Linked DNA regions of Homo sapiens: region 1 is linked to region 2. A link is a loop called in an ENCODE intact Hi-C map of the cell type or tissue named here. Cell type or tissue: mammary epithelial cell. All regions are shown on one strand.

Evidence for each region. Hi-C counts contacts between places; a loop is a spot of excess contacts. Peaks named below come from ENCODE experiments on the same cell type or tissue, not always from the same donor. Only the 100,000 strongest peaks of a DNase experiment are listed, where the experiment ranks them.
Region 1: a loop joins it to region 2, with 5 times the contacts of the local background. A loop is called at or near these places in 29 of 110 quality-filtered maps.

What each region holds. Positions count from the first base shown.
Region 1 is chr1:42,343,162-42,345,661 of GRCh38, reverse strand. No RefSeq gene overlaps it. Among named protein-coding and RNA genes, the nearest start is that of FOXJ3, 9.2 kb to the right of the region's middle. In mammary epithelial cell, a CTCF peak has its summit at 1,208; no DNase peak of the experiment used is centred here.
Region 2 is chr1:42,730,152-42,732,651 of GRCh38, reverse strand. No RefSeq gene overlaps it. Among named protein-coding and RNA genes, the nearest start is that of CLDN19, 8.8 kb to the left of the region's middle. In mammary epithelial cell, a CTCF peak has its summit at 1,411; a DNase peak (open chromatin) is centred at 1,461.

The sequences.
Region 1 (2,500 bases), 390 kb after region 2:
AGTGTTTCTGTATCTGCAAACTCTTCCTTAAAACACTCACTCTCGCCTGGGAGGCAGAGGTTGCAGGGAGCCGAGATGGTGCCACTGCACTCCAACTTGGGTGACAGAATGAAATCCCATCTCAAAACAACCAACCAACCAAAAAAACCAACAAAAAATGCTCACCCTCAGTCAGATCAAATTCCTTCTTCCACTATCCTTCCTATATGAACCATACAGGGGAATAGGAAGAGCTAACATTTATAGCACTTCTCATGTGCTAAGCACTGTGTTAAGCAGTCTACCTGTGCGTGGTTTCAATTAACTCACAGCATACCTACACAGGTAGGTACAGATGCTCCTTCATTTAGGATGGGACTACATCCTGATAAACTCATCAGAAGTTGAAGATATCCTAAGTGGAAAATGCATTTAATACACCTAATCTACCAAACATCATAGATCAGCCTTGCCTATCTTAAACATGTCCAGAACAATTACATTAGCCTACAGTTGGGCAAAATCATCGATCATAAAGCCTAAATAATAAATAATAAAATAAATGTATTATTTTATAATAACATGTTGAATCTCTCATGGAAGAGTATTGTGCCACATATTGCTAGCCTGGGAAAAGATCAAAATTCAAAATTCAAGTATAGTTTCTACTGAATGCATATTGTTTTCACACCACTGTGAAGTCAAAAAATTTTAAATCAAACCATCTTAAGTCGGGGACTGTCTGTATTATTATTATCCCCATTTACAGATGAGGAAACTGAAGCTCAGAGAGATTAAGCAATTTGCCTAACTAAAATCATTGAACTAGTGAGTGGCAGGGCTGGCCATTTAACCCCAGACGAGGGAGCCCACATTTTTTTTTTTTTGAGACAAAGTTTTGCTCTTGTTGCCCAGGCTGGAGTACAATGGCGTGATCTTGGCTTACTGCAGCCTCCGCCTCCCTGCAGCCTCCACCTCCCAGGTTCAAGCGATTCTCCTGCCTCAGCCTCCCGAGTAGCTGGGATTACAGGCACGCGGCACTACACCTGGCTAATTTTTGTATTTTTAGTAGAGACAGGGTTTTGCCATGTTGGCCAGGCTGGTCTTGAACTCCTGACCTCAAGTGATCCGCCTGCCTCAGCCTCCCAAAGTGCTGGGATTACAGACGTGAGCCACCATGCTGGCGGGGAGCCCTTACTCTTAATTGCTATTATGCTATACTGCCCCCTAGCTACTGCTTTTATCTTTGTACTCCCAGCCCTTAGCACAATACCTAACCTAGAATTAGCACTTAATAAATATTTACTGAATAAATAAATATTCATTTCACCAGCATTTCTAGCAAATTTCATTTTAGAAAAAGATCAACTCCAGATGAAATTTGTAGAAATAAGGGTGGTATATTTCATGGTAGCATGGAACAAGAAACCCCACTAGAAGAGTTAAGCTTGGCTATACTTAACACTGCAGAAAAAGAGATCTGATGGGGGGCAGTGGACATAGTATAGGCCATAAATTAACTGCTAAATAGTTAAAAAGGGAAATACTTTACTTAAGTACATTAAAAGAAACTTTGTCTTTGTGTGCGCATGTGTGTGTGTGTGTGCACATGCCTTTTTAGCATATTTTGCTTTAAGAATCATTGCAAAAAGAAACATTTCTTATTTATTCTACCATATTAAAGTGGGGGCAAGCCATGGATGAATCATGAACTTAGATGAGATATAATGAAAACAGCATAAGTCAGTAAGTATTCAAAATAGTTGCTAAAAGGTGGAAATGAGATCCTTTAGGAAAGGTGAAAGATATAGGAATTACAAATAAGTTTCCTTTACGTAGTAAAGCAACTCTTCTTCATTTTCACTGAAATAGAATATGAGATGACATATTTAAGCAGTCTGTGTGGTGTGTTAGCAAAAGGAGGGATTTCAAAGTCATGAATTGATGCTCAAGTCTTTATATTGCCATTCACTAGCAAAGTGACCTCAGTTTCCCTTGCCTATAAAATGAGGAGGATAATCTCCAACTCTTACATTACAGGGATTTATTAATATAAAATATTACTTCTTTTTCTGTTTCCTGATTCTGACGGAAGCCATCGTTCCCTCCTCTGAACTTCTACAGACATCAACATTTTGCCAGTCTTGTTTCATCTCTCTCACACTTTTTTTTTTGAGATAGGATCTCTGTTGCCCAGGCTGGAGTGCAGTGGCATGATCAGGCTCACTGCAGCCTCAGCCTCTGGGTTCAAGTGATCCTCCCACCTTGTAGCTGGGACTACAGGTGTGTGCTACCACGTCCAGTTAATTTTTGTATTTTTTGTAGAGATGGGGTTTTTCCACGTTGCCCAGGCTGGTTGAGAACTCCTGGACTCAAGCGATCCACCTGCTTCAGCCTTCCAAAGTGCTGGGACTACAGGCGTGAGCCACTGTGCCCGGCCCTCAAATTCTAATTATGCCAACACTGTCATACTCCAGAATTAGATGCCTGTTATGTTTGCAGTATTGTCACTTCTTAAGTG
Region 2 (2,500 bases):
AAACGTTGAGTTTGAATCCTGTCCCACACAGCCAGAAGAGCCCTACCTAACAGGATTTGGAACCTGGAAACTCAGCACAGCCTTGCGGAATCCTGTTATATGGTGCCAGTGGAGCAGGGGTGGGATCATCCTCCTATTCTAGGCTGGGTGTTGGGCAGTCCTTGCTATTTGGTCATGAAGCAGCTGGCCAGGAAACCACACGTCATTCTCTCTTGAGATTCAGGGTCCAATGGAGAATGCGAGGATAGAGTGTGCTGGCTACTTCTTGTGGGTTTCAGGGATAGGCTGCAAGACAGACAAGATACATGCAAGTGGCGGGGGGCGGCGGGAGCGCTGGAGGGGGTGCCTGATGGCAAAGTGGGAACAAGCTTCAGTCTGTTCCTTAGGGGAAGCCCTTTCTGCCTATAGCCAGGGATTAAAGATGCAGAGGGTCAGAGAACCACACGTCTCGCTGAATTAAACAACCAACTAACACACTGATTTAAAATGTAGTGAGATCCTGGCAATGAGAAGATATCTGGGAAAAAACCAGAGGAATTTGAAGCTAAAAGACTGAGATGCCTGTTCCCACAGGCTTCTCCTGAAGCAAACCCACTCATATATCTACAACAAGGCCACCTGGGCTGCCAACTGGAGGCAGGGCTGATAATCCGGGCGTCATGTCCAGGTTGTTGTTTACTGTCCTAGCCTTAAGGCTAAAGGACTGGGGAGAGACCCAGGAAGGTAGGGCTCAGACTCAAAAGGCATGATTCTAAGGCTTTTGCCTTATTCTAAAGCATTGTGTATTACTAAACAGAGTCGTCCTGTTCCCCGCCCCCCCCACCCCAGAAGGAAATTGGCAGGCCATAAAATATGATTGTAGGAGGAATACACCCATGTACTCAGCCCCAGGGCCAAGGAGCACAGAAACAGAAGATGTTCAGCAAAAAGGAGTGAACCTGAGCCCCTGGAGAAGCTGATCAGGAAAATATGCTATTGCTTGGGAAGAGGCTCAAAAACTGTGCAGCTGAGAATAGAGCGTATGGACTGACTACTAGATTATCAAGGAGTTATTGTTAATTTTGTGTTACAAATATTGTTAGTTTTGTGTGATAATGATACTTTTTTTTTGTTTCTTATTATTCTTATCTGGTAGGGGTGCATGCTGAAATGATATAATGGTTGCATTTGCTTTCAAATAACAAAGAAAAAGTTCAGAGGCAGTGAAAGTTATAAAATAAGATGGGTGAACCCCAGTGGTACTTAGGGGTTCTCCTTATGTATGTTTGTAAATTAAAAAAATAAAAGGTTTAAAAATACCTCTAAGGTTTGCTGGTTGTATCATATAATATAATCCTCCTGACCAGGGAAGTAAGGATGATGGACACTCCAGAGATTTGCTACTCAAAGCACAGCCCTCAGATGGCAGCAACGCATCACCTGGAAACATTAGAAATGCAGATTCACAGGCCCCGCCCCAGACCCTGTGACTCAGACGTGGCATTTTTAACAAGATCTCCAGGTGATTCAGACACACAGTGAAGTTTGAGAAACACCAGTGAAGCTGGTGAGAGCTGTGTGGTGCTTCTCCTTTTTGAGGGGAGAATTTCAATTGACCTTGTCCTGTTTTCCTCCGTCATTTGCATATTAGGTATATTGAAAGTGGTTCATTTTATGATTTTTGTCTACAGCTGGCAAATTATGAGGAGCTACAACTAAGCATGATCCAGGCCAGGTGTGGTGGCTCACACCTGTAATCCCAGCACTTTGGGAGGCCGAGATAGGAGGATTGTTTGAGGCTAGAAGTTTGAGACTAGCCTGGGCAACAACCCTGTTTCAATTATTTAAAATTTAAAAACATTTATTTAAAAAACAAAAAGTTAGCCAGGTATGGTGGTGTGCACCTGTAATGCCAGCACTTTGGGAGGCTGAGGTGGGCGGATACCTGAGGTCAGGAGATTGAGACCAGCCTGGCCAACGTAGTAAAACCTCGTCTCTACTGAAAATACAAAAATTAGCCAGGCGTGTTGGCGGGTGGCTGTAATCCCAGCTGCTCGGAAGTCTCAAGCAGGAGAATCGTTTGAACCTGGGAGGCAGAGGTTGCAGTGAGCTGAGATCGTGCCACTGCACTCCAGCCTGGGTGACAGAGCAAGACTCCGTCTCAAAAAAAAAAAAAAAAAAAAAAAGATACAGGCAAAATTTCAAATGAAGACAGGCAACACCCAAAGTAGTACTTTCCAATTTTTTCTTCTCATCAAACATAAAAATATATTTTGTTCAACTTATGAGAATACTGCAGGCAATTTCATTCTGGCCAACCCTCCTGTTGAAAACAACTAAAAATGGGTGAAGTGTAAAAAATTCTTCAACGCCTCAAAAGGCTGACAAGGATCCTATGGAATCACCAAGTCAAAGCCTAAAGAGCTTTTCCTCTCCCTTTCAGCCACATGGTGGCCCATGAGGTCACCGCAACGCTGAGGAGTGGTTGGCTGGCATGGCTGGAGATTAGTTACATATAAGG